Regions from separate parts of the Homo sapiens genome. Here region 1 is linked to region 2. A link is a loop called in an ENCODE intact Hi-C map of the cell type or tissue named here. Cell type or tissue: OCI-LY7. All regions are shown on one strand. Each heading gives the region's core, and the rest is flanking DNA. Links, peaks and the distances in the headings are about the cores only. Region 1 has its middle 130 kb from the start of CHST15. Region 2 has its middle 12 kb from the start of CHST15.

The links. Peaks named below come from ENCODE experiments on the same cell type or tissue, not always from the same donor. Only the 100,000 strongest peaks of a DNase experiment are listed, where the experiment ranks them.
Region 1: it touches region 2 in a loop (2.8-fold over the local background); 7 of 110 quality-filtered maps call a loop at or near these places.

Annotation. Positions count from the first base shown.
Region 1 is chr10:124,213,152-124,228,215 of GRCh38, forward strand. No RefSeq gene overlaps it. Among named protein-coding and RNA genes, the nearest start is that of CHST15, 130 kb to the left of the region's middle. RefSeq lists enhancers at 8,332-8,431, 8,442-8,621. In OCI-LY7, for the core only: CTCF peaks have their summits at 5,328 (motif pointing left) and 5,529; DNase peaks (open chromatin) are centred at 5,340, 8,680 and 9,400; H3K4me3 peaks cover 739 bases.
Region 2 is chr10:124,098,546-124,113,609 of GRCh38, forward strand. No RefSeq gene overlaps it. Among named protein-coding and RNA genes, the nearest start is that of CHST15, 12 kb to the left of the region's middle. RefSeq lists an enhancer at 8,002-8,271. In OCI-LY7, for the core only: no CTCF peak of the experiment used is centred there; DNase peaks (open chromatin) are centred at 6,636, 7,256 and 8,136; H3K4me3 peaks cover 3,489 bases; H3K27ac peaks cover 3,968 bases.

The DNA.
Region 1 (15,064 bases), core at 3,879-11,878, 110 kb after region 2:
TGGGTCTGGTGGCACATGCCTGTAATTCCAGCTACTCAGGAGACTGAGGCAGGAGAATCATTTGAACCTGGGAGACAAAGCTTGCAGTGAGCTGAGATCCCACCACTGCACTCCAGCCTGGGTGACAGAGTGAGACTCTGTCTCAAAAAAAAAAAATTTTTAATAAAATAAATAAATAAATAAACCATCACAGTCCTCAAGGCACAGAACATTTGACCTCTAAAAGTCTCAGTGATCTGGAAGGCCAGCCCTCATTTCACAGGGCAAGAGGGTGAGCTTTGGAGAGGGGGACACCGGGCCCCAGATGTCCTTAGCTCCTGGCCAGCACCAGTTGGTCTCACCTGCCTGGCTATTCATTCCAGAGTGGATGCACAATGGCAGGAGTTCTGGTCTCTGGTCCAGTACTTACGATGCAGCCCCAGGTGGGTGACAACTTCTTGGAGCCTTAGTTTTTGCATCATCAATGTGAGAATAGTAACAGTTCCTCTTTCATAGAATTGTAGGGAGGATTAATACATGGGACTCATCTATGAAAAGGCCTCCACATGGTGCCTGAGGCAAGGAAGTGCTCAAATAAATGTTAGACATTCCTTAAGATTGATGTAACACGCCACAGAGAACTTCAAAAATACTACCAGGAACCATGATTTTAATTTATAAGGCTTTCTAACCCACAAATACAGCTAGTCTCTTCCCCCCATAAAATTCATACAATTTTCTGAAAATTTCAAGATTGATGGTACCCTTGATCAAAGTGTCACCCAAGGCAGCCATCAAAATCCAGCCCATCCTGTCTATTTCAACCTGGGCTGATAGCCGGCAGCAAGATCATGTGATTTGTTGGCAAGGGCCCTGGAGGGTCCATAAAGCAGGGGAGGCTGGGCAGAAAGATCTGTTTAATTCCCACTTTCCAAGGGGTTGTTATTCAACTCACCCTCCTCCCTTCCATCCAAGAGTAAATCAAAAGCTGCCATCATTGGCTTCCATAGATCAGCGGCCGGCACTCTGCACCCGCCCTCACCTCTGTCCCATGGTACTCCACACCCAGGAAGCAGCAGGCAAGTTTAATTAGTCCTCGAAGCTGTTCCTCGTTAACAATCCATCCCCTCCTGGTTCCCAAACACCTTGAGATCTGTCTCCATTAAAGTCTGGGAGGAATGACCCCAGTTTGAGGTTCACGCTCATTAGTTGCTGAGACCAGCTGGTGGTGAGCTGCTGGCTGTGAGATGAGACCTGTGGTTGGCTGTGAAATTAATGAATTTTTCTTCCTTAACCTCCTGAGCCTGCATAGTCTACCCCCGGCCAGTAAACAATCAAAGGCCCAAAGGACACGTTATTGCAATAAACACCCAGGGTGTTCTAGTTAATAAAGTATCATGAATTCTGCATTTTATTCAGAGGAACACATTTTTAAAAATACACTGAACAATAAAGCGACACAGAACAGAACTGTATCTTTCTGGAGAAGTCCGGAGGCTAAGCTGTACATCTCAGGGCCTCAGCAGCGAAATCCTCAATTGAGTCCAGGCAGAGCAGGAAGAGGAGGGTTAACCAGGACTGCTGAGATTGAGGGTGCTACAGCACTGCACTGGCTGAACACACTCTCCAGTTGTTTTGTAACTGGTGGGCATAGCCAAGTTTCCCCAGACAGCACAAAGCCCCCAGTCTGCAGAGAGAGACCATGGGTGGCGTAGGGGTTCTCAGAGTGGCCCCCGCGCTGGTGACTTCAGTGGGAGCTTTGTCTGAGATGGGGGGACATGAGGCCAACCCAACCGGGCTAATGGAGGCCAAGAGAAGAACAAGAAGGAAATTCATTTATTAAGGACCAGTTCGCACTGTAAGACATTAATCCTTCCCTTTTTAAATTCATTCCTTACCTGACTTCCCTAATAAAGATAAAGTGTTCACTTCCTTGGGTACTTAATCTATGTCAGACCCTAGGGTAAGCATTTTACATATTTCTTCCCCAAAGCCTCATGGCGAGCCCTGTGGATTTGCTGCCTGGAAGGCATCCACAACCGCCTTCCCTGGCCTTCCTCTGCTAAAGACTCTAAGGGGTCCATTGTCCAGATGTTGTTGAAATTGGGGTGATCATCCATCATGATTCTGGCCAAGAAGATGTAAGCCAAAGGCCCTAGGGAAGTCCCCCCTCCTTCCTGAGCAGAGTTGCTTATTCTTCTTTCTAACTGGAACATAGATGAGATGCTGGAAGTAGAGCAGTCATTTTGAGGCCATGAGGCAGCATGAGGACAGACCCAACATGCTAAAAATGGTGGACGGGGAAAAGACAGAAGGAGTCTGAGCCCTGTGGGGAAGACCTGATGGGCCATTGCAAGAACCCCAGACCTGCTGCTCTGGATTTCTCGCTAGGTGAATGTTTTAAAATAAACTTCACACCTATGCCAGCTGAGTGTTCTGTTACCCCTAGTGAAAAGCAGTTTTTGTTTTTGTTTTTTTGGGTTTTTTTTCTTTTTTTTTTTTTGAGATGGAGTCTCTCTCTGTCACCCAGTGGAGTGCAGTGACATGATCCCAGCTTACGGCAATCTCCACCTTCCGCGCTCAAGTGATTCTTCGACCTCAGCCTCCCAAGCAGCCGGGACTGAGGCACACGCCACCACACTCGGCTAATTTTTGTATTTTTAGTAGAGATGGGGTTTCGCCATGTTGGCCAAGCTGATCTCAAACTCCCGGCCTCAAGTGATCCACTTGCCTCGGCCTCCCAAAGTGCTGGGATTACAGGCGTGAGCCACCAAGCCCATGTGAAAAGCATTTCTAACCAATACATTCCCACTCTCTAGATGCGGCAAGTCAAATCGGTGGGGTGACTGCTGAAGGCCACCTGGGAGCGAGCGGTAGGACTAGGATTCACTGTGACTGTGCACTTCTTGTCACTCGGTCCTCCCTGCCATCATCCAGTGCCCCAGCAAGGAATCACATGCATACAATTTGCAAGTGTTTTTGATTGTCACATATCTCGAATGCATTAACTCAGAAACAAGGCTCGAACAATCCATGTATATAACTGACAGCTATAATTAAAGCTATTGATAATATTAATCTTAATAATAGCTAACCTATCTCATTTAACCTGACAACAACCCTATGAGGTCATTGCTTCTCACCAGGGGAAACTGAGGCACAGAGTGGGTAAGTAACTTTCCCAAGATCTCACAGCCAGTGAATAAGCCGAGTTTCAAACCCAGGCTGCCTGGCCCCGAGGCCCCCATGCTAACCACTGCCAGTGTGGGCAGGAGCAGATCTCAATAGCTTATGGTGCACGGCTCCCTTTGAATGTCCCAGATGAAACCACCTGCCCCGCCACCCCTCCCCAGGATGCCCAGGGTTCTATCTGTCCCCCTACACTCCTGCCAGCGAGGCACAGAGGCAGGAAGGGTGCAGAGGCTGCTGGACCATCTTTGGTCCCTTGCTGGGCTCTTTTCCTGAGGCTGACAGGCGGCCTTCTCATTTTGTTTGCCCTTCCCTTATTCATCCTGAGCAAGCCTGTTTGCCAGACTGACTTCTCCAAAGTTGGGACCACAACAAGAACAGACAACACATTGATGCAAAGTCTACAGAGGTTTTATTTCACTCCAAAACAGAAAAACCAGAGTCCCCTTCCCTCTCTCTTGTTCTTTCTCTCCTCTTCCCTCCCCCTTCCATTGCATCTTTAATATGCTATCCCATTGCATCTTTAAAAAGCTACTTCTGCAGGGCCACCCATTTATGCGACCTGGAGCTGGGAGGGCACTGGCCACCATCTGATCCAAGTTCCTCTTGGCGGCCATGAGCCACGTGACCTCAGACGAGTCGCCTCCTGCCTCACTTTCCTCAACAAGAAACTTCTTTCCATGAAACAGAAAACAAATAGATCGAAAAGCCAGCAGGGAAGGGTCCGAGGGAAGCCAAAGGGGAAGTGCAGCCAGGAAAACACAGCCAACTCCCCACCCGCAGCAAGTTGCTGGATTCAGAGTGTCAGCCAGGGTCCCTTTCCAATCTCACAGTTGAAGAGCGAGCAGTCCAGGAACCAGTCAGGCACTGCCCTCTGTCACCACTGACTGTGGACCTCTCATTGGGGAGCAAGTGGTGCCGCGCTCATCAGCACAGACTCGCAGCCATGCTGCCCACGTTCAGACACTTAGCACTTCCTCTCGTAGCTGAGATGCCTCGGCCCATGGTGCTGCCTCTCTGCCTCAGTTGCCCCTTCTGTGAAATGAGAATCCAAACAGTACCTGTCCCTGCAGGTTGGGAGGACCCATGGAGAGGACACATGTAAATGCATTTGAACGCTGATATGCACACAAACGTTCCCAACAGATGGTTAGTATTTGTGTTGGTTTTAGTGGAGGATCTTTGAGATATAGGCACTGCTTACAATCTTATCAGGGGAAGGAAACAGGAACACTCTCAATGCTAACAAGAGGAAGAAGGGAGAAATCGCCATGCCCACTTTGTAAAGATGGAAGCTGGGACTCAGAGAGGTTGAGTTGCCCAAGGTCACACAGCTAACAACACAACTGCGACTCAGACCACGTCTTCTGACTTGGGTACCCTGTTCACACTCACTTGGACAGAGCTGAGCACCAGGGCCCAGGGCTTCTGGCTGCCTCTGAGAGAACCACCCAGGTCCTAAGGACTCAGCCCAAAGCTCAAGGAAAGATGACAGGTTTTCCAGGAACCTCACAGTGGAGTTCTCTGCCCCACACTGGTCCCTTCTAGAGCTCCTAGGTTGGTCTTAGTGAAGGTGGCTCAAGGTGGCTTCAATGGTCTCATCACTCTCAGAGGACAGTCAAGGAGGTAATGATGTGAGATTGGCCCCTGAGAGGGGAAAGCTCTGAGTTCCTACTCTAGAAGCCCTAGCCTCCTCCCCTCCCTGGTATGTTTTGGCAACTTGGGAAACAGATGTGGGTTATGCAACCTCTGCCATCCCCACAGCCTGTTCTCTATAACATAACAGGTGCCCTTTGTGGTAGAGGAACACTTCTGACACAAGGTTCCAACTCTGCTGCCTGAGGATATGGAATGAGACAGCTGACCTGCATCAGGTCAGGGCTGATCCAGGGGAAGCAGACTGGAGCCGTGAGGAGTGACAGCCTTCAACAGTGGCATGTCCTACCCCAGCTGTGTTTCTGCCACCCTCCTCTATCCATGAGAAAGCACCATCATTTATGCCTGTCTGCAGCCAGGGCAATTTTTCAAGCTTTACTCTTTTTGTTTTATTACAATAGAATTTTCTTGGATTTCCAAATATAAGATCATGTTTCAGTGTTAACTGACTGGTTCATGGAACACCTGTCCCAGCTCCCTGACTCCCAGGTCCCAACACACATTTGAGCTGCACATCGCCACCCAGAGGCTAACTCGCTGCCATGAGCAGGTGGCCCAGAATGTGATGCGGCCCCCACAGACCTGTGCAATGCTGCATGGAATGCCGGAGGGCCAGGGGCAGGCTCAGCCTTGCTGAGGAGCCCACACTGTTTCTAATACATGTCTCAGCCAGAACCAGCGCCCAGCATGCCACAGAAGGCGCCTTTCTGAACTCGTAAAAAACAGTCTGACATGCGCTGGCTGAAGGCGCCAAAAGAAATGGGTGCCAGCCCATTTCCGAGGATTTGGCTTCCAATATGCATCCGAGACACAGACACAGCATGTGGAGTGGTGTCTGAGCACCACGCCAGGCCCACAGGGAGCCAGGAAGCGCCCACCCCACAGGGCTGCCTACCTGCCACCCACCACTGCAGCGGGCTTGCAGACTGCATGGTCAGCCTGCTTCTCCCCGCATTCTGACCCCTCTCAGCTTCCTTGACTCAAGGATTCTTCCTCTGGGGGCCAATCTCACATCTCTACCTCCTTGACTGACCTCTGAGAGCAATGAGACCATCCAAGCCACGTTGAGCCTCCTTTCCCAGGACCAACGTTCAGAATCGAACGGTAAGGAGCTAGCAGTGTCCACTGCGATCGGGGGCAATGCGCTATGCCAGCGTGAGCTCTGCTGTCCTCACAACAGTCACAATCACCAGTTGTGATTGCACCTGTTTTCAGAAATGCCAACTGAAGCTTAGTGAGATTTCAGAAGTCTGTCCCGAATGCCCCCCGCACCAGCCCCAGCACGCCGTCTTGAACATGGGGAGCATGCAATAGACATCTGAGGAAGGAATGTCAAGTGGACCCCTGGTGTGTCTACCCCGAGCAGAAGCAGCTGCAAGAAGAGGAGAAGGGGGTCTTCCCAGACATGCAGGGACATCAGAACAACATGTGAGCCAGGCAGGTGCCACAGCCCTGAGAGCATAGAGCTGGGGGATATTCAGGAGGAGGTGTTTGGTTGCAAATGAAAAAAACCCAAATCAGTTACCTCGGCCAAAAAGGGGGGCCCTTCATAAGCTACTATAAAGGGCGGCCTAGGGAGTGCATCCCAGGCACTGCTGGATCCAGGGTCTGAAGTGACTGATGCCCGGAGCCACCCTTCTGTCTGTTGATGCCTCATTCTCTGCTCCTTGACCCTCCTACGGGGACAGGCTCTGTTCCTGTACCAGGAACTTGCTGGCCTGTGGGCCCTTAGTCTCATCTTCCATCCCACGTACCTAGTCACAACACACCGCCCCATTGGTGCCGGCTAGTATGCCCTGAACCAGAACAGGGGGAGGAGGGCAGTCTTTGACCAGGATGGTGCCATGCGATGATCCTGTGGCCAAGTGGGCACTTTGACCTTTGCTCCCTCCTCCTGCATCCTTCCAGTCAGTGGCCACCCAATTTCTGCCCAGGGACCCTTCTGTCCTCCTCCCTGTCCCCCTCTGGGACGCCTGCTCCTTCTCTCTGCCCCTCCTCCACTCTTTCTCCCCCGCCATCTCCCTGCCTTACAGAAATTGCTATTTCCTTATGCATCAACTCAAACAACACCAATTATGACTTCACCCAGGAAAACAGTACTGGATGGAACCCGTGGCCGCTCGTGATGGTAGAAGCTGCGATTAGTAGTTTGATATGGACGAAAAGTGATTTAAGAAGCAAATCTCTGCTGTAAGATTCTAAATGCAAAAAAAAAAAAAATTGATCCCTATGAAAATAATTTCAGCAAAATGGAAATGGAAACATCAGGAATGGCTTAACTGCGCTGTATAGAAAATTGATAGAGGGATTACATCAGCTTAATGGGGTCCCCGCTGGAATTCTGATACTTTCTAGATGAAAACTCATCACTGTTGGGTAATTCTGGTTAAAATGCTGACATTCAAAATGACTTTGGGGTCAAAATATCCACAGAAGCAAAAGAGTTAGGTCAAATGTCCCAATCTCTGACCAAGGAGTTAAGGTTTTATACTTAGTAGCCCCAACAGAAGTAGGGGATGAGATGAAGCAGTGTCCCTAAAGACAAAGTGGAGGAGGTGGGAATAATTCCAGAAAAACAGTGGAGAGAAGGAGCTGGATTACAGACACAAATGCTGAGCTTCCCGCCTGACTCCCTGCTGAGGCATGGGTGCCTCTCGGTCCCTGCAGGCTCGATCCCTGCAGATCTCTGCAGATCGTATCCATGATGGGGAAGGCCCCCTTCCGCCCTCTGCCAGCCCTGCACCCAGCTTCTGCAGCCCAGGGGCTCCCACCTACCACGTGGTGGCCTGAAGCCCCCACCAAAGTCCCAGCAGCCTCATGCCAAACTGACTTCTGTGAGTCCCAAACACAAACAGAAAGCAAAAGTGCTTAGCAAGTGCTATTTTTTCTAAATGACATTTATTGTTTTTGTTTTTCTAACCACAATATAGTGTAGTCTGAGGCAGAAGCTTTGGAAGAGGCAGAAAAGAGAAGGAAAAGTATCCACTCCAGCCCCCTGCTCATGGAGGAGCGCCGCTGACCACGTGGAGCCTGGCACCTGCGCATCTGGAAGGAAGGGCAGGCCCCGGAACCTGCGGTCATAATCGTGCCTGTGGGAGAGCCCAGCCAAGGAGAGGGCTCCCTTCCAGCTCCTTGCCAGGACACACAGCCCTAAGTGTGTCCTGGGCTGCTCAGAGCTGCCATTCCCACCTGTGACGTAGGGGCCACATGCTGGCTTCAGGAGGGCGGTGAAGACCTGGGGCTGCGGAGACGAATGGAGCCCCCCACAGTGGTTCTCCAGCATAACCTTCTGAGCTTCATTCTCCCCATGGGGAAAATCAGAGTAACCATCCCACAGGGCTGCTGGGAGGTGAAATGAGCGATTTCCAGGCCTGTGTTTGTGTCCTCCTGGCAAGCACCCTATCAGGCCAGGATGCTTGTCATTTCCACTTTACAGATAAAGGAAATGAGGCCGGGGGCATAAGTTATCCCTGACCAAGACCTCACGGCTAGGAAGTAATAGGACTGGGACTCACACCTCAGCTTGTGAGAGCCTGGAGCTCTCTTAACCATGTGGCTACCCAGTGGGAGGGAGAGGAGGAGGCTTCCCTCACTGAGGAGAGAGGAACCACATGGCCCTATCACCAACCAAGTCACTCTCTGGGGACCATGGCATTCCCTCTCGAGGAGCCCCCAAAGTCAGCAGCGCTTCATTCATCCTTCCATACATTCTAACTTCCAAGTCTCCAGAAAGAACGAGATGAGTCATTTCTGACCAGGGAAACCTAACAGTTAAAAAGGGGCCTGTTTCTCTTCCAGTTTCCAGGTGCGAGGGTCAGAGGATGTGGTCAGAAAGGACTTTTTTAAAAAGTATTCTACGTGTCACTGGTTACCGCACACTGCCAGGGCTGCACGTTGAGTCGGATGTCCACACCTACATGGTCCCCTAGGACTCCTCCCAAAACACAAGGGGCCCCTGGGCCCCTGGCCAGAGCCCCCCGTCGCCCAGCCCCTCACTCCCCAGGCTGCACAAACATTTGTCTTTCCAAATCAGGAAGCTGCCCTCCGCCGCCTTTCAGAAGCAAAGTAAAAACAGCTGCTATTTTTGAAAGGGTATTTTTGTAAAACAATCTCTGGTTTCCTTCAGGAATTTCAACCCCAGAGCCCCCTTGGTGATGTGGTTTCTGTAGGAGTGAACATACATCCGACCGCGCAGGCAGGGGGACTGCCGCTCGCTGTCCCCTCCACCTCTCCGCCGAGGCATGCCCGGTGTCCAGCAACCCTCACAGCCCCAGTCATCCACTCAAGTCCATTTTCACCAGCATCTCTTAGCCCCTGCTTTCTGTCAGAAGATGCAGGGACTCCAAGATACAGAGAAGTGGGTCTCTGCCCCTCAGGGGCTCACAGCCCAGGACAGACACACAGATCAGCATCTGCGATGCACCGCGGTCTCTTGTATATTTCATGCAGCCTCTCACGCCTTGTCTGTCGGGGTCCCTGCACACTGGGCACCACAACCAAGCCTTGAGGAGGAGTTGGCCCAGTTCCAGCAGCCCTCAGGCTGCTCACAGTCCAGTGGGGAGGCCTGAGCGTAGGGCCAGGTGGCCCAGGGAAGGGGGGGATTCACAGATTCACCCTGTGTAGGGCCCAAAGGGAAGCCTCATGGGGTCAGGGTATTTGCATGAATGGACGCAGCTGAGTTCACCAGGCGTCCAGGCAAGGAAACAGCAGGACAGAAAACATCAAGAGCTCTGGGCAGTTTAGCTTGTCTGGGAGTGGGGGCAGTGGGCCCAAGGCGTGTTGGTGGGAATTACCGAGGACGCCATTTGAAAAGGGTAAGTATTGCCCTCCCTCCCACTGCTGGAGGCGCTTGGAGGCTTCCACCTTGAGCTCCGTAGTCAGGAGACCTCAGCATCTTGTGAGGCATGAGCTGTAACAGGGAGTGTGTTCAGGGCGCCGCCCCCCAAGCCCCAGGCAGCCAGGATTTGCCCATTTTCAGAGCTTCATCATAGCAACTCCTAAACATACTGAGTGCTTAATTTATGCAAAGCACTGTTCCAAGCTCATAAGTCACAGAGCTGGGATTCAAGCCCAGGGAGCCCATTACCTGAGCCTGTATCAATAACCCAGGCAGGCCTTGCAGGGGGTTCAGGGAGCTCCTGAGAGTGACTTTCAGGCAGCTCGCTGTCCTGGCCAGAGCTAGTCCATCCCATCCCAGCCTCGGATGAAGAGCAAACCCTGAGGCAAGAGAGGATTGGGGGAGATTGACGACGATGCAGCTGGCTGCCAGCAACATCCCTGGCACCTAACATGCATTAAAGCTCATTATGTGCCAGGTTTCGTGCGAAACCTTGTAACTGCATTAGCACATTTATCCCTCAATCCTATGAGGTGAGAACCACTTTATCCCCATTTTACAGTGGAGGGAACGGAAGCCAAAAGCAATTAGGTTTCCTGCCTGGAGTCACAAAGCAGTCAAGGCTGGGCCAGGAGTCCAACCCAGGTGGTGTGACAGGCAGTCCGGACACTCTCCCGGCCACTTGGGCATCCTTGCACAGCTGAAGAGCCTGGACAGTAAGGGGAGGTACCACGCAAGGGCAGTGATGACAGGGCACAGCATAACCCTGCACCCCCTTACCCAGGCCTCTTTATAGATGCCCAGATTTGGGGCAGAACTGCCTGGCTGACTTTCCTGCATCAGTGACATTTGACACCTGACCTGGGAGGTTTTGAAGTGAGGAAAACTGATGACACATTTCTGCACATTCCCACTGTTCAATGCCAGCCGAGAACACTCTTGAGAAGTACAAGGGGTTTGGCTAAATCTCCTGCCTGGAATGGGACAAGAGCAGGTAAGAGGCAGCCCCCCTGTACACAGAAGCATCGGCAGGCAGGGTCATACGCATTCCCAGCAGGTTGTGCAGAGGTAGGCTCCTGGGTCAGCGGGAGGAACCCAAACACTGGTGATGACAAGGGCATGCCCAGGCCTTCCTGTGCACTTCCGAGAGCCAGGGCCTGGAGATGGGAACATGTAAGCCAGGCCATGAAGCACTGAGAAGTCTGTTTAACTAAAGTGGGCAGGGATGCTCAAGGACCCACCAGGAGATGGAAGGGGCTGCGGTCAAAGGCCCTGACGCTGGAGGTTTTCAGTCTCACCCCCTCCTTTCTGGCAGTAGAGGAATTCTGAGTGTTTCCCATCTCTTCCACCTCCTCATTTGCTGCTGTTTTCCAACCCTTACTTTAAATTCCCCACCAACATACACATGCACACACAAACACACAGCTTCTAGAGCCCCATCTCCATATATCAAGTGAAAAGAGTGATTTTCATGGGTAAACCTTGTTTCCCAAGGATGCAGCCTGGCCCTTGGTCAATGTGAGGGGAACTTAACCAGCTCCTCCAAGACTGAGATTTGGCTTCGAGTTCAGCATGGAGCCGGGACCCCCAGGGCTGGTCAGTGAAAGTGAGTGGAGCTGAATACCAACAGGGCTGGGGTGGAGTGGGTCCAGGGCCCACGCCACAGCCCTGGCTCTTTCCACGCTGCGGTGGCCACCTCAGCCCCAGCCTGTGTCTGGGATGCTGTCGAAGTAGCGAAGTGCTTCATGCACCAGCATCAGGTGGCCGTGATCAGGCTATGGGTTTAACGCAGCATGAAGATGGGTGGGGAATGGGATCACCTCTCTCTGCCTGCATCCCCCAGACCCTGGAGTCTGCTCCACAGAAGGCAGAAGCTGAGTGAGTGAGCTGGGAGGCCCGGGAAGCATATCTCCAGTGCCATTCCCAGTCTGGGCACCAGCCTCCTCTGCGCCCTGCGGGCTACGGGCCAGCCCCTGGGCTCCAGCCTCCCACGTACGATGCCTATTTGGAAGTGAACCAGGATAGAATTTCTAAGGGTTGAGCCACCTTCCTGGGATCACTTGCTGAGTCAGATGCTGCCAGAACCACAGAATGTCCCCAAAATTCACAAGACACCCATATCCTTTCTCAGGGCACCGGCTCATTTATGTGCAGGCTGAAGCTATTTGGTTTGTTCTAAAAAGCGTGGCACCAGCAGCTTCAGTTAAAGAGATCGCAAACTTTGCAGACACAAACAACTTGAAAAATAGGTCAAATCCTGTTTTGTACATTCACAGGGCTGCCTTTTCCAGCGTTTCTCCCTAAAATCAAATCAGCAGTGTATGTAAATGAGTTGAGAGAATTCATTACGTTAATTTATCTAATTTTGGAGGCAAACCTGAAACAAACAGCGCCTCACTTTCTAACACTCAGGCCCTCATAGAATATTGATTCCTGAGTTTTACTGGCCTTGCACGAAGGCCTTTTTATAGCCCCAAAGGAATGAGATCATCAGTTTCCTCAGGCATACAAATGTCCTGCTCAGAGGCCCTGAGACAGCATTCTCCAAGGTCATTTCAAGGGATGGCTGGCATGGTAGACCACCCAAAGCTCAGATTTGGGAGTCTATGGGACGTGCATGCAGAAGCACTGTGCCTGGGGCCACCGATCCCAGCAAGATCAACAGCTGCGAATGGCAAGTGGTCCCAGCAGAGGTGGCGGTGAGGTCCATATTATTTCAGGATCCTGGCAGTGTTCATGGTAGTAAGCTGTGGAATTAAGAATATTTCCAGGGCCAAGGCTGCCAGCAACAGAGCTGTGTTCATGGCAGAAAGAAGCCCAGACAAACAGTGATGGCTTCATCACCTCCTGCCTCTCAGTGGGCCAGTGTGATGTCCTCAGAATGATACATTTCACTGTGAAGAACCCCAAATTCCCATGTGACCCCGGAGCCAGCCGTTTTAGCAGACTAACCATGATTTTCATCCAGTTTTGTGAACAGTGATTGCCACTGCTGGCCAGTCCCTCAAGGCAGCCAAGTAGGTGCAGGACTGTATTTTATATTTGGAAGAACACAAGGAGCTCTGTCTGACCCCAAATGTCTCTTTGCTGCCTGTTGGTAGCTGGGGCCAAGGGTCTCCTGCAGCTAGGATCACAGGCCTTCAAGATGGGTGCAAGGCAGAGCACACAGAGCTCAGGGCACGCGGTGGACTGCTTTGCAGTCCTTGCTCTGCCTCGGAATACCGTGTGGAATATTGTGTACAATACCGTGTGGAATGCCATGTGGAATATTGTGTGGAATACCGTGTGAAATACCATGTGGAATATTTTGTGGGATACCGTGTGGAATATTGTACGGAATAACATGTGGAATAATGTGTGGAATAATGTGTGGAATACTGTGTGGATACCATGTGGAATAACGTGTGGAATACGGTGTGCAACACAGTGTGGAATACCATGTGGGATATTGCGTGGAATACCGTGTGGAATACAGTGTGGAACATTGTGTGGAATACTGTGAGGAATATAGTGTGGAATACTATGTGGAATATTGTGTGGAATACCATGCGGAACACTGTGTGGAATAACGTGGGGAATATTGTGTGGGATACCATGTGGAATAACGTGTAGAATATGGCGTGGAACACAGTGTGGAATACCACGTGGAACATTGTGTGGAATACTGTGTGGAATACAGTGTGGAATACTTTGTGGAATACCGTGTGGAATATTGTGTGAAATACCATGTGGAATATTCTTTGGAACACTGTCTGGAATACCATGTGGAATACCCAGTGGAATATTGTGTGAAATACTGTGCAGAATATCGTGTGGAATACCGTGTGGAATACTGAGTGGAATACCATGTGGAATACCGTATGGAATACCATGTGCAGTACCGTGTGGAATACTGTGTGGAATACCATGTGAAATATCGTGTGGAATACTGTGTGGAATAACATGTGGAATACTGTATGGAATACCGTGTGGAATACCATGTGGAATATTGGGTGGAATACCGTGTGGAATACCAGGTGGAATGCCGTGTGGAATACCATGTGGGATACCATATGAAATATCGTATGGAATACCCTGTGGAATATTGTGTGGAATACCACATGGAATATTGTGTGGAATACATTATGGAATATTGTGTGGAATACCATCTGGAATACCATGTCAAATACCGTGTGGAATATTGTGTGGAATATCATGTGGAATATTGAATGGAATACCGGGGGGAATACCATGTGGAATACCATATGGGATACTGTGTGGAATACCATGTGGAATATTGGGTGGAATACCATGTGGAATATTGTGTGGAATACCGTGTGGAATACTATGTGGAATACCATGTGGAATATCGTGTGGAATATCATGTGGAATATTGTGTGGAATACCTTGTGGAATAGTGAGTGGAATACCATGTGGAATACTGTGAATAATATATTATTGAATATTGTATGGAATATTGTGTGGAATACAGTGTGGAATACTGTGTGCAATATTGTGTGGAATTCTGCATGGAATATTGTGTGGAATACCGTGTGGAATATTGTGTGGGATACTGTGTGGAATAACGTGTGGAATATTGTGTGGAACACCATGTGGAATATCGTGTGGAATATTGTGTGGAATACCATTTGGAATACGGTGTGAAATATTGTGTGGAATACCTTGTGGAATACCATGTGGAATACCATATGGGATACTGTGTGGAATACTGTGTGGAATATTGGGTGGAATACCATGTGGAATACTGTGTGGAATATTTTGTGGAATACCATGTGGCAACCTAGTGAAATATTGTGTAAGATAACGTGTGGAATAACGTGTAAAATATTGTGTGGAATACCATGTGGGATACTGTGTGAAATACTGTGAGGAATATCGTATGGAATATTGTGTGGGATACATTGTACAATATTGTGTGGAATACCGCCTGGAAAACTGTGTGGAATATTGTGTGGAATACTGTGTGGAATATTGTGTAAAATACCATTTGGAATACCATGGAGTACTGTGTGGAATATTGTGTGGAATACCGTGTGGAATACTGCGTGGAATATTCTGTGGAATACCACGTGGAATGCCATGTGGAATATTCTGTGGAATACCATGTGGAATATTTTGTGGAATATTTTGTGTAATACCATGTGGAACACCATGTGGAATATTGTGTGGAATACCATGTGGAAACCTAGTGAAATATTGTGTAAGATAACATGTGGAATAACGTGTAAAATATTGTGTGGAATACTGTGTGGGATACTGTGTGAAATACCATGAGGAATATTGTATGGAATATTGTGTGGAATATTCTGTGGAATACCAGCTGGAATACTGTGTGGAATATTATGTGGAATACCATGTGGAATATTGTATGGAATATTATGTGGAATACTGGATGGAATACCA
Region 2 (15,064 bases), core at 4,294-12,293:
CTTGGTAAATTTAGAGCAGCGTCGCCTGCCCTAGATGTGAAATACCTCAGCCTTCTAAATAAATTTCATCTTCCTGGTTGAGCATTTAATGCAGTGAAATGTTACAAAGCGGTGCTTAGGAGGATAATAGAAATGAACACCCACAGGCAGACGCGGCGAGCAGTGCATCACGACGGGCACTCCTCCCTAGCCCAGCTTTGCTGCCAGCTCCAACCCAGACCTGCTTCACCCCCACCACCCCGGGCTCTGTGAGTGTCCACTGTGCACCTTCTCAGGTGGCGCCTGTGGGAGAAGTCTCCATGACATCTTTACTGCTGCTCCTTTACCCCAGTTCAGTGAGCCACCGTCCTCTTCCCAAGCCTGGCTCATCTTGGAAGTACCCGGACAGTTTTCAAAATGCAGATGCCTAGGCCCCAGTACCAGAGATTCTATTACAGTGGGGTGGGGCCAGTCATCTGAATCAGAGTGTCTGGGGTGGCACCTGGGCACCTGTGGATTTAACAAGCTCCCTCAGCGCGCATTGACCTTTGAGAGCTGCTGGTTTGGACCGGTCTCGTGTATCCCTCGGTGCTGTCACAATAGCCTCTTCCTGCTACTTTCCCTGCCTCCTCTCCCGACATCTGCTAACTGGTTCTTTCTACTTACACAGCCTGGGTCTTCCCAAAACACAGATCTGATCCTGTCAGCCCCATGACTAAACACCTTTGATGCCCATCCTTAGCGCCTCCCCTGCACCAACAAGGTTAGCCAGGTCCGAGTCCACATTGCCAGGCTGTGCAGCTGTGGTCCTGCCTCTTCCCTGGGCCCGTCTCCCTCCCTGGCTCCTGGACACCCATCAGCTCCATCCACATGGCTTCCCAAAGTGGCTCAGGGGCAATAGACAGAGTGGTTCTGAAAAGATGAGTCCTGTGACAATGCCACCACAGAACACTGGTGTCTGCTTCCAGGGACTCCCTGCTCTTAGATGGGGGTTGGCTCTTAGGAGTTGCTTAGACAAAATTGAAGCCTGCTGTGGGTATGGCTGTGGGTGTGGGTGAGAGCTGGGGGCGGGGAGTGGTGTGAGCACCTGTTCAGGGGTGTGCCCCACCCCCACCAGACCCGTGCTAGGCTCACCTGAGCACTTGGGACATGGGCTGCAAGCACCCAGACTCCAGCTCTGACCTCAGCTCCACTCCTCCTTTGCTGTGACCCCCTCTGAGCCTCACATCCCTCCCCGTGACATGAAATGTGGAAGAGGATTCTCTTCTGGGACTGTCCCCTGTCAAGGGTCACCCAAAATCGGTATCACTCATTGTGAGAAGTGAACAGAAAGGGATTTCCTCCCTCTCTGAATCGACCTTCTGTTGCTGAGTAAGAAATTACCAGAACTTCATGACTTAAAGCAACATCCTTTTTTTTTTTAATCTCACAGCCTGTAGACCAGAATTCTGGTGGAGTCTCTGCTCTGGGTCTCACAAGAATGAAGGGAAGGTGTCGGTCAGGCTAGGCTCAAACCTACCGGTCCTGGGGAGGGATCCAAGTCTTAGCTGCTGATAAAACTAAGGTCCCCATTTCCTTGCTGGGTGCCAACATAGGTGCACTCTCTATGCTTAGAGGCCACCCCCATTCCTTCTATGTGGCCCTCTCCACCTTCCAAACAGCAACAGCATTTCAAGTCTTTCTCACTCTTCAAACCCCTCTGCCCTCCTTTTCTGCCAGCTTTTAAGGGCTCATGTGATTCCATTAAGCCCACCGAGGATAATTCGAAAATAACCCCCTCTGCTAAAGTCAACTGATTAGTAACCTTAATTACATTTGTAGAGTCTCGTTTCTTACGTAACCCAACATATTCACGAGCATGACACCAGGGCACAGGTAAAGGTGATGGGGGAAAAGGTCACAATTCTCCAGAGAAACAGAACCAATAAGGATGTATGTGTAAATGCACACATGTAGGTATTTGTGCACTATAAGAAACTGGCTCACATGATCATAAAAGCTAAGGAGTCCTGGCCCACAAGTCTCTGCCTGAGTCCGACTCTGAAGGCAGGAGGGGGCCGGCATCCCAGGTGAAAGACAGTGGGGCAGAGAGAGAGAGGACTCTTTCTTACTCAGCCCTATGTTCTATTAAGGCCCTTATTGAATTAGAGGAGACCCGCCCTCCCTGGGGAGGGCAGTCTGCTTTGCTCCGTCTACCAATGCAAATATTAATTTCATCCCAAAACACTCTGATGTGGTTTGGCTGTGTCCCTACACAAATCTCATCTTGAATTGTAGTTCCCATAATCCCCATGTGTTCTGGGAGGAACCTGGTGGGAGGTGATTGAATCACAGGGGCCGTTACCCTGGTACTGTTCTCATGATAGTGAGTGAGTTCTCATGAAATCTGATGGTTTTATAAGGGGCTTTCCCCAACCTTCACTCAGCATTTCTCCTTTTTGTCACCATGTGAAGAAGGGCATGTTTGCTTCCCCTTCCACCATGATTGTAAGTTTCCTGAGGCCTCCCCAGCCATGCTGAACTGTGAGTCCATTAAACCTTTTTTCTTTTTAGATTACCCAGTCTCTGGTAATGTCTTTATTAGCAGCGTGAGAATGGACTAATACATACCCCAACAGACAGGCCCAGAAAAAAATGTTTGACCAGATATCTGGGCACCCCATGGCCCAGCCAAGTTGACACAAAAATTAACCATCCCAGGGGTCATTTAAAATTCGGCCTACCTCACCCTTTGTGTTAGGAGTTCCAACCAGCTAGCTTGTCCCACTTCTTCAGGAAATATTTTCTGAGCAGGCTCCAGGGACATCACACATGAGCCTCCAGGACTCCCACCCACCCTTGGGAGGCCCACGGTCTGAAAGGCTACAGACAGGGAAGAACCAGGTGCCATGTGCACGTCAGGGCTGGGGCAGGTGGCTGCCCCCCATCAGGTGCAAGTTCTTGTGCACTCAGTGAGAAGCCAGCCCAGGCAAGTGTTCCCAGCCACATCACTCCAGGCCATGCTCAGGGATTTGCTTTACACAGGGACTCCCTGTGCAATGACTGACTCACCATGTTCTTTTGATATAGTCACACAGAAGCAGTTGACACTGAAATATACACAGGTGGAGTTCTATGGTGGCTGGGAGTTGCTTCAATAATGGGCTGTGGGATGAGCTGGGGGTGTCAAAAAATGAGACCAGCCAAGGTCATTGAGGCTGGCTGGTGGCATGCTGGCATTCATCCCTATTTCTGGTCTATATTTGGAAACATTCATTAAAAAAGGGTTTTAAAAATGCATTTTAAATGACAATTTTTGTCTTCATCACAAAGGAAAAACCACCATCATTTACCATAAAAAAAATCACAAAGTAAATACAATGAAAAGAAAACAAAGGTTACTCAACTCCAGCTAGGTACTAATGAGTCCTTTTTCCTTGTTAACAGGAATATGAGTGAGTGCCAGAGTTTAGGGCCCAGGGTCCAGCAGGCTTTCTCACAGGGATCAGTTTTTAAGAACATGCATCAGTTTTATTTTTATCTTTCTGATTTTAAGAAAGCTGATAACAAAATGCCCTTCTTAGTCTGTGGCCGTGCTGTCTTTAGTGCTAGATGTTTGCATCGCCTAGGATCCCCTGTGGTCTGGGTGAGCCCTGTCTGGGCACACTGCATGTGTGCAGGGGGAAGAGGAATGCAGGTGGGAGAGGGGCCAGAGGATGGAGAGAGCACCAGAAGCAGCCAGGGAGAAACTACTCCGGCAAGGGAAGCTTGGGCTCAGAGATGGCCTCTGAGGCCCCTCCTCCCACCTCAGGACTGGACCTTCTTCTCTGGGTCCCACTTGCAATCCCCCTGCCCTTAAGACTCAAGACCTGGAAGCACTGTTCATGCTCCCCACCCTCTGCCCCAAGCTTGCTCTGGGAAAGGGCCCAAGGGCCCTCCATACCCTGGTTCCAGCATCCAGTGAAAACCCTGCCCCTCCCGCCATCCCCAGGTCTAAGAGGGTACTACTTTGTTGTCTGCTAAGCCTCTTATGTCCTGAGCATTTGAGGAGGTTGAGGTGTCGTGTTCTGAGCCCAGACACAGCTCAGGGGCCTACACCTGTGGGCCACATCCCTGAAACCCTGAGGGAGGCCAGCTTCACAGCTGGTCCCTCCATCCAGAGTTGGGCTTTGGGCCTTCTGGTCCCTGGTGAAGCCAGCCCTCCTGGCCTCTTGGCCTCTCTGAGTCCAGGTCTCCAGCCCACCCCAGTCTCCAAGGACAGGGGCTGAGCAAGGATACAGCAAACTACTGGCTGTGCTGAAGCCACAGGGGAAGGATGGGAGTAGAAGCTGATCCCCCTCAAAGAGCACAGGGTCTAGGGGCAGTGAGTGTTCTTCTGACCTCACTGCAAGGGACAGGGCAAGAGAATGCTCATCCCACAGTGACCTTGTGCCCGGCACTATACTAGGGCATGCCTGTTAGCTCAGGCAAAGACACCGCAGCCTGCCACCTGCCCTGTTCTGGCTTCTCTTAGATAGTGTAGAGCATGGTTGGGCAGTCCTGACCTACCCAGGCGAGGGGGGCTGGGAAATGAATGAGAGGACCTGAGGTGGCCAACAGGGAACGGGTCTTCAGCACGGTGGAGCACACCAGCCCATCCAAGGAAGCAGCTATGTCTCAGCTCCCGCTGGATGGAGGACGGGAGTCTGAAATTTGAACATTATTGTGAAATAGCCCAATTTAAAAAATAAATCTTGGATGGGCAACTAAATCAGAAAAAATAATTGTACAACACAGTGAGAACCAATGCCATCAGATTGCAGGAGAGTCCCACAGGCCATCACTTTGCAACCTCTGGGGTGATAAACACCAGCGGCTGAGTCTGTGGCTCTGCACCAATGGCTTCCAGGTGCTCCAGCTAAGCTGAGCCTGCAAGGGTTTGAGTAGGACTGAGAGGACACTGCCCCGTCTACAAGCTCATGCAGTTGGCAAAATGCACACAGCTTTGCAGGAGTTGGGATGGGACTCATTGGCCCTTGAATCAGTGCCCTGTTCAGAGTACCATCCAACCCAGAAATGGGCCAGATGCTGTCTGAGAATCCCACCCCAGCAGACTAGAACCAAACTGGAACCCAGGGGTCTCCTCCAGGATCCTAAGGGCCACCTGTCACCTTGCTCCAGATTTGCATGTTTTTGCTCCAGCAGCATATGCCAACAAGGACTGCAAACATTTTCAGATGACAGTGTCACAATTACAATCCTTGGGGCGGTTTGCTATTTCCTGTTTTCTCCTTTTATTCCCAAGCCAGGCCAGGCTCTATCACGGGAGGGGGTAGAGGGGTGATGGAGCTGAGACTAGGACAAAACAGAGGTGGAGCAGGGCCTACAGATGGGGCACAACTCACAGTGGACACCACCTTTGATGGTGGACACCACCTTTGATGGTGTCCCTGCTGCCTGGGGCCACCTGCCTCTAAACATGGCATCACAATGACTTCTCGCTTTGGAACAGAGTTTGCAAAGGCTCCAAGGCTGGTGTTATATTGTCCCCTAATGTGGCCTTCAGGTCTCTCCTAGGAGAGCAGCTATAAGCTCTAGCCCTGCCCTGACAGCGCTGCAGGGGAGGTGGTTGTGTACCTTTCATGGGATGCTTCTTTGCCCTGGGGAACGGCTTGATTGAGGCCTAAGTGTCTGACCCATGACCAGGTGTCCCTGTCCTTTGTGCTGGCAGATGCCCTTGTGACTCTTGCCTGACTTGTGTCCAGTTTATTCCTACCAGGACAGCCACTCTCTAGGACAGCACTGAGCAAAAGGGAAGGTAGATTTGGGTGTGTCAGTCAAGTGAGACACAGAGGAGGTAACTCAGCAAAACACATGAAATAACAGAACCAGGTGTTATTACTTACAGGTCCCAGAGAGAAGAGGGCAGCATGCCTCAGGGCCAGCGGGCAGCAGGGAGCTGTCTGGGGCACACAGGCTCCACCAGCACGTCGGGAGCAGGGCCGGGGGGACCCATGGGCCAGAACCTTTACTGGGGTCCAGGGCCTTATCTAAGCAGGTTTCCCATGGGAGTTATAGCTGGTGGGTTTAGAGCAAGCAGGCACACGTTCCATGGGGTTGCTGTGGTAGAGAGGGGGTCGCTGCGGCATATCTGCTCAGTCCATGCAGTCTGGACGTCAGTGGGGTGAATCGAGTAGGCTGTACCCAGCTGTCCCATAGGTGGTGGGGGACATGGTCACCAGGAGGCCTGGTATAAGGCAGAGGTCTGGATCAAACACATTGAGGAACTGGGAGGAGCCAGAGAAGTGGAAACTGTCAGGTGGGTCCAAGCTCTACCTCTGGTCTGAGAAAGTTAAATTTATATTCAAAATGGATGCTGGGGCAACATAAAATTCTAAGAATTCAGTCCAGGTGGAGACTCTGATCAGGGGCTACCCCCTCACTATCCCCATGCCTCTGGGGATATCTGGCCTCTGGTTGGGCCCCGGGTGGTGGCAATTTTCCAGGAGGCAGGAGCCCAGCCTCTGAGAAGTGAAGGAGTGGAGAAGGACATCTCCTGGACCACAGAGGCCCCCAGGCACTGCACCATGTGTAGGGCTGGCTTCTGTCCTTCCAGAGTGGGAAGCCCCATTGTCTTTACCAAGATGAGGAGGCCGTGCCCAGTCGTCCTCCGAGCCAGGTACTTGTCTGCCTCCTGCAGGTGCCCAACAGGGGCTGTGTTGGAGTCGAAGCTGAAAGTCACCCTCTGGCCCCATCTGCTAATTATCTGCCTCCCCCAGGCTGGGCTTCTATAAGTCCTGGGAGTGGAGCACCAATCTCTTCCCAGCAGGGAGCACATCTGAACCAGCCTTCCAGCAGGCCTTCCCCATGCCTCCAAGGCACTCAGAACTCAGAAGCCGATTCCTTCAGGATCTGCCTCAAAAGCAGCCGAGGGGGGCTTCTCTCTCCCCACAGGAACCACTGAGGCTAACACCGTCATCCCACCTCTTGTCCTCAGGCCAAACAAAGTTGTTACTTCCCTGGCTGCGATCAGGGTCTACAGCTGCCTCCTCAGTAGGAGTGGCTGTAAAAACAATTATTTCTTCTTTCATCTCAGTCAGAAAACTAAGCCGATAGTTGAAGAGGCAAAGAATCAAATATTAATAGAAATGGCTGTGTAATTCTTATTTGGAATATTAATTATGTGAAGGGAAAGACAGACGAGTTCTTTTCTGTGAAGTCCTAGTGAAGGAGCTCTCCCCAGTCTCATCAAAAAGCCTAATACAAATAAACAAGGTCCCAAGGCTGAACAGGACCTGCCCCAGGCAAAGTGCTGCAGTAGCAACACACCAAAAATAATCATGCCGTAAGTATCTCTGTGCAAACGCACTTATATTCATGCAGTTCTTTGGGCCCTGGTACCTATCTCTTAAAGGTTCGTGTAGGAAATATTAATGCCCCATTTTATAAGTGAAACAATAAGCTCAGAAAGGGGAAACCTCTTACCCAGGGACTCACAGCCGATAAGTCATAACTGTATCAGGAAGGATTGAAATCCGAGTCCAGCGCTCTCCCTGCTAAAGCCCCTTAACTTCGAAAATCTTAATCTCACAGCATCCCTGGGTCTACACCTTATTCGAACCATTCTATAGAAAAGGAAACTTGTATTTGAGAGACAGCATTGCTTTTGACCCCTTCCCAAATCCCCCGTAGCATCCGTCCACCCACCCATTCCCCGCTGTAGCTTCCCAGCACCCTAGGAGCCTAACCCATGTTTCTCAGGATCAGAACCCATGGGGTTGGTGCATCCGTGTGTGTTTTGCAGTCCTCAGGCTTTCCAGCTCAGTATTTAAAAAATATCAACACACCAAAATCACAGAACACAAGGTTTCCGCACCTTGGCAAATTCCCTGCTGACTCAGCCAGGCTGGGAGGGAGCCAAGTGTGGTAACTTCTCCGGCCTTGTGTGAGAAATATTTATTGTTGAATAGTCCTCTGTTTAATAAAAGGCACTCAGGCCTCTCGGTGAGGCAGAGAGGCTCCAGCAAGCACGACTCTATTTCCCAAGCCTGCCACTTTCCACTGGGATTATTCAGGGGTAGCTTCATCCTCACTTGTCCAGTAGAGCTTGTGTTTTCCCTCTGCAGAGCACAGGGTGTGGCCATGATTTACCTAAGTCAGAACAGGTTTTTCGGTTTCCATTTTCACCCTATTTTGGTTTTGCTTAGCGAACTAGGCAAATGACTTAACTCCTCTGCACTTCTGTTTACCCATCTGTGAAATGGCTAGAATGTAATGTAGACGCTGCTTGATTTGTAAAGAGCTAGCCTCTGATTCACCTCCAGATAACCTGATTCTTCCCAGAAGTGAGAGGCGAGGGCTTGTGTTTGGGGCTGAGGGGGCTCCTTCCTGGAGGCTGAACGGGTGGGTCTGTGTTGACTTGAAAGGAGCGTTTGAAATAAATGCCAGAATGCAACAGAGAAAATGGCAAAGGACTTCAGGGCACAGGAAAACTACCTCCACTGTTCAATAATGCACGAAGCTTTTTATGATGCTTATGAGAACAGCTCCTGTCTGCAGAGGAGAGGCCGACAGAGCCAGTTTCAGAACAGAGTGTTCATAATATATTGGATTCCAAATCCCAACGACCAAAGACCAGGGGGGTTAATCATGTTTCAATTACCTCCACAATTGCAAAGCATGATATTTATGTGATGTGCCCTGGCCATCTCTGTGTTAAAAGCATCCTTCCACTGGCCATAACGAGCACCTTCATGTCTGCCCCCTCCGGCCCACCCCTGCCTGTCCTGGGATTACTTATGTTCAGACTGGGAATTGATCACTGGCTTCCGAGCTTCTGTTGCCAGGATAACACACGGGGCTTTTTAATCTGTCAGGCTCCCCTTTGTTCTTTGGGGACTGGCTGCTGAGCAGTGCCCAGCAGGGGTCAGAGGCAGAAGGGTGGTGGGTGCTTTGCAGGGTGTGAGGGGAGGTGGCCAGGGCACCTGGTGTTCAGCAGGTTGATGACTCTGGCCCAGGTCTCTCTGAGCCCTCTAATGCTGTATCCTGCTGCCTGTTGGGGCAATCCATCAAGAAGCCCATCATCTTTCCCCAAAGCTGCCCTAGTCTCCCTGATCGCAAGCTCAGTGAATGACAGTCGCCCAAGTGAGGAGTCTGGGAATTGCCCCGTCCCAAGCTGGATTCCACTGTTGATAGCTTAAGGCCCTTCCTCTTCCTCCCCTGCTGTGTTGCCATAGCCCCAGTTCAGGAGTCCATCCCCCATGTGTAGATCTCTGCAACAGCCTCCCAAAAGGTCTCTGTGTCCTATACGCTCCGCTGCCTTCATTTCATTGTAGCCAGAGCTCTCCAGCCCGGCCCAGCCCAGCCCGACCCACTGTCTCATCCTTGCCACCAAGCAGCGCCCCCCCGCCTTCCTTGCCATCACCCTGAAGGCACCCGGAGGACTGATGGCTCCCAGATGCCCTTCTGCCTCTTGTCCCAGCTCCCCCAGCCTGGAAGCCCCCTGGCTCCACCCTCTGAGTGGTGCACATTTACTGCTGGTCGAGTATCCATGTGCTTCCCCGCATTTCCCAGCCCCTCTGCAATGATGCGGGGCCACGTGGCGAGTCCTGATCCAGGGACGGAGAGCAGGATGGTCAGTGTCATTTCCAGCTGAGGCCCAGAGGAGCAGGCGGAGATCCCCAAGTGCTGTCTCCCTCAGGATGAGACCAGGGACCTCCAAGGGCAAAGCAGCCACGGTCCCTGAGTCACTGCAAAGACACCTGGATGCCAAGTACGCATACGTGGACTGCTATGCCTACGTGGACTGCTATGCCTGGTGAAGCCCAGCTCAGTCACTCCTCTAGGAGCCCCCAGCTAAACTCAAGTCCAAGCAGTGCTTCCATAGTATCCTGTGATCTCCCTGAGGGAAGGAGCTTTGTGTCTGATAGAGTTTGGGTGTTTGTCCCCTACAAATCTCATGTTGAATTGTGATCCCCGATATTGGAAGTGGGGGCTGGTGGGAAGTGTTCAGGTCACGGGGGCAGATCCCTCATGAATGGCTTGGTGCCATCCACCAGAGTAACGAGCGAGTTTTCATGAGAGCTGGTTGTTAAAAAAAAAATAACCTGGCATCTCCTCCCCTCTCTCTTGCTCCCCTCTCACTCCGTGACATGCCAGCTCCCCTTCGCCTTCCTCCATGAGCAGAAGCTCTTTGAGGTCCTCACCAGGAGCAGATCCTGGACCCATGCTTCTCGTATAGCCTGCAGAATGATGCAGAACTATGAGCCAATCACACCACTTTTCTTTATAAATTACCCAGCCTCAGGTATTCCTTTATAGCAATGCAAAATGGACTAATACAGTCATTGCCGCCATCACTGCCTACCATGTTCTGAGCTCTGTCTAAATGCTTTACACATCTCATCTAATCCCAATAGTCGCCCTCTGAGGTCTATACTATTCCCATTTTGCCAACCCAGAAACTGAGTTCTCGCAGGTTAAGTGGCTTGTTTAGCCACCCCGCTACTGAGGGACAGCCTGTCCAAGCCCACATGCTTTCCACATCAGTATGTACAGCCAGCACTTAGCACAGGGGTGCCCACGGTGGGTGCCTGGTGAAGTTCGTTGAATGAATACCTAAAAGATGCTCCACCTTCCGACCTTCCTTTTACGCAGTGGAGCCTGGGGCTGGGCGAGTGGGGGGGGGTTTCCCAATGGGCACTGGGGACAAATGGCAAGTTGTGCCCAGGAAGGTACATCCAGGGCAGGTGACTCCAGACATTTTCCCTCAACTCAAGTTGCAGGTTACTTTTGTGATGGGGTCTTTGTTTCCTTTCTTTGTTCAAAAGGAAACCAAAGAAGGATGGGCTGGCCACAGCCCCCATCGCTTGCTTCCACCCTGACACTCATCTGAAGGCTGTGGTTTGGCCTCAGGACCTCTGGCAGCAGCGCCCATGTGACTGCCCCTGCCCCTCACCACCTCTGTTTGGGGGAGGGAGGACGAGATGTCTGAGCTGGGCCTGAGGCAGTGGGTGGGGCGCTGGGAGGCAGGATGAAGAGGGGAGCTTGCAGGGGCTCTGGCAGCCTCTGCTCTGGTGACACATCCAGCACAAAGAACCATTAGGCCAATTGTCTTCCTTCCTGGGCAAAAGAAAAGCACAGCCAAGGTGACAAGTGAGAAGGCTGTTTGAGAGTCCCCAGGGAGTTGGGGGTGGGTGGACGGTCAGCTCCGGGAGGTGGTTTGGGTGGAAGGAGGAGGGCTGCAAGGTGAGCAGACAGTTTGGAGTTTGTCCTTCCATGACTGGTGGCATGGTGTCAAGCTCTGGGCAGAAGAGAGGGACTCTGCCTTCCATGGGCATGGGTTTGTCGGCATGGCTGTACCCAATTGACCAGTCACTGGGCCTCGGGAACCCACTGAAGGTAGTTGTTTGTCTTTTTCTGCTCTGCCTGGCCTGCCTGAAGGCCCACTGAGACAGCCTGTGGGGTTTGAATTCACTCTTCATGATCAGCTTCTCCTGGGGATTAGAAAATCCACAGCCTAAAGCCATCTCCTGCCCCACCCACCTCCACCATCTGCAGGAAGGAGACAGTGGAAGAGAGAGAGAGCCCCTCTTTTCCCTTGGGATACTGTCATGTTTGTGTCTAGCTGTGATGCCCAGAGCAGCTGCACCTCACCTCCACCCTGAAGATGCAGCCAATGGGCAGAGCTCATGGGATCCAGGAGAAGTGAAGTCAGAGCTTTGACATCCTGTCTGGAGCATGACCTGCCAGGATTTCTGGGCTGTGAGATGACAAATGTCCTTAAGTCTTAGATTAGTTTGAGTTGAGACCTTCTATTGCTTATAACAACATCATCCTAAGGATGTTTTTGGGAGTCTGGGTCTTATCCTGGGGCAATGGAGAATAGATAATGAATGCTGGTGGATGGATGGATGGATGGATGGATGGATGGATGGATGGATGGATCAATGGATGAATGGATCAATGGATGGGTGGGTGGATGGATGGATGGATGGATGGATGGATGGATGGATGGATGGATGATGGTCACTTCCTGGTCAAAAAATATGAGGCTGCTATAAAGGAAATGGATTGTCAGGAGGAGGCTTCGGGAGCCAGAAGCAGGAAGGATTGGAATCTAGTAGGAGTTAGGGGCCTACCAGTCCATGCCAGCCCCACCTTTGCAAAGAACATTCACCAGAGATGGGAAGCCCCCCCATGGAGCAGTCAGCCCATCCAGCTGCTGAGATGGCGCCATGACCTAGAGGGACATCAGGCATCCCGTGCAACACGGCTCCCACTGTTGTTGTCATGCCGACATGAGTAAAACTCTGCAGAGACGCAACATGCATTGTCTCTCCACCCACAGAGACAAGCGGAGTGTCCGTGTGTCTGACTGTGTCAGCACAGTCATTAAAAAGCATGTTTCATTGAAAACACAACCACATAATCACAGCCATCACCTCCTATTCCCTTTAATAAATGAAGAAGTAAATCTCAGACCTAAAGCCCAAGAAATGTCAGTGTGGGGACTTGGGAGAAGAAAACAGATCACAAAATTAGGGCATTTACTCTCCTGTATGATTGCTACTCCGATAAGCCACCCTGCCCGAGGCAGCCACCTTGTTTATCCTAAATGCTCATTAACTGTTGGGTCATGGACAACAGATGCTCAGGGTGCTTACGGGACATTGGTGTGGAGCTCATCTGAAATCTCTTGGGAGACCCTGTTGGGGCAGGAACGGGGAATCACACTTGGTTGGGCTTATATCACAGCTCTGTCATTTCCCGCCTGGATGATCTTGAGGTGGTCTCTCCTCGGCAAGTGTAACATGGCGGTTTGAGGGGGTCTTTTTTGTAAGGGTTAGGTCCATGTCAGGGAGAGCGGAGGAGCTGGGTTCCCTGGAGGAATTGAAAGCAGGGAGTTCAGTTGGGAGGGAGGGAGGGTATAATGTGTAGGTGACAGAAGGGCTGGCTTTTTCATGTTTTCTCACCACAATTTTTAGCCTCCTAAAATTTTATTCTCTGCCATAGATTCAATATTACATTGTTGGGTTCTGCTTAAACAGGTTATTTATCAGTCATCTGCAAAATGAGACCCACCGAGGCCTATCTCAGTTGTGAAAGTCCAATGAAGCACTTTCTGTGTTGGCCGGAGCTGAGCCACACCCCTCCCTAATCCACCTTATCACAAACCAAAATTGTCAGTGCCCTGATGGATTCACAGGCTTCCTCCAATTTCACCAGCACCCTCAGGTTCAGCTGGCCAGGGACACCCTCACGGTTCACCTCTGACTTCACACTCTTTGAGCCCCGTATGTCCCCTGCCCTTATGTAAGGGTCAGGGAAGGAGTGGGGAGGTGAGGAGCTTCAGCAGAGGTGCTTATATGGTCATTTTTCCATCAGCTTTCAAAACTCCCATGGTGTCTCCAAGACAGCAGCCTATGTGGCCAGCATTAGGATGAACCCAAAGTATTGGGTATTCACCCTGTGGAGTTTCCACAAGAGGATGGAAAAAGACAGAAAGTACATAAATGATGTCGGTTCCAATGAATCCACATATCTGAGAAGCTGGTGCAAAAGATGCCTCTGTTCTAGATCATTCTCTGCATCTCCTCTCTGACCTGATTGACCTAGAGTCCCCCTTACCCTGTTGTATATGTGGGGGTCTGAGATCGACTGCCCCTAATAGCAGAGGAAAAACCTTCCCAGGCCATTGATGGACATTATTCAAGAGTCCATCTCATAATTCCTGCAGGCTTGAGAGCAGAACATTGGTGTGAGCTCAGGAAAAGTCAGGGGATAAGAGATAGAGGGAGTAGAATTCAACAATAAACTTTCTACACGGCCTCCTCTCAGCCCCATCCAGGGGGGAGGGCTGGCAAGAGCTGGATAGGATGTCAGGCACCGTGCCAAGCAGGGAAACTGAGGCAGAGGCCAGCCCTGGGACTGGGCCTGCAGAGCAGAGGGAAGGGAAGACACCATCAAGTGCTCCAGAGGGTCTCCTGGGATGATGTCACGTTCACTGGCTCTGGAGGACTTCCAGGACATACTACCTAGTGGCAAGACTAGCATCTTATATCCTTAGGTTCCCATCATGGGCCCCAGCAACTCTGGTCGGGATGCTCAGGGGAAGGTGGCGACCAATGTTCCAAAGAACTCAAACATCATTCACCTGCTTCCCACTGGGCAGGCTATTCTATGAATACTCCTAGCACTGGGAACATGACATGCGGAGGGAGGGCCCGAGAGAGCCGTATAGATGACTGTGTCTTTTTAAAGACTGTGTCTAAAGAACTGTGTGGGCAGGGGCTTCTGAAGAAGATGGAAATGGAAATGTCCATTTCTGGTTTTGAAAGTACCAGAAATGAATAGCCTCCTGAAGACGGAAGAAGGCTCTGCTGGCTAATATTGATTATCTTTGGGGCCAGAAGTTGTTTTGCAGTTGTTGCTGATTGAAAGGTTTTCTATTAATTCCTACTGGCAGGCAGAATAAGAAATATCGAACACCTAATTGCCTTTGAATTAACGACACCCCCACATGTAATATCTTAACCAATGCACCACGCAATCGATGCTTTGCCGAACTAGGCAGGTTCGGAAGGCGATGGCAGTGCAGCCCCGGGCGGGGGCAGGGGAGCACTAAAGCACCGGGCAGTGGGCTCAATGCAGCGCCTCCTGCTCATTTTTGGCCATCAATAAAGTTGGTGGGCAGGAAGCCCCTCCCATCAGGGCCCTAGAAAACAGAGATGGGAGCACTTTGCTGGAGCGAGCTGTGGGCAAAGAATGGAGCACTGAACTAGGAGTCAGAGATGTGCATCCGAGGCTGCCTCCACCCTCATCCTACCCTCATCCTACCCCATGTGACCCCCTATGTCTCTGTCCCCTTGGCTGCAAAGTGAGACTCACTGAGAACCACCTCATTTGTGAAAATCCAGTGAAATAACTCATTGCTGTACATGAAAGCATTCTGTAATCTATGAATGCATCTACTCATTCATTTAAAAATGTTTATTGTCAGGGTGCAGTGGCTCACGCCCGTAATCCCAGCACTTTGGGAGGCCGAGGCAAGTGAATCACCTGAGGTTAGGAGTTCAAGACCAGCCTGGCCAACATGGTGAAACCCCACCTCTATTAATAATACAAA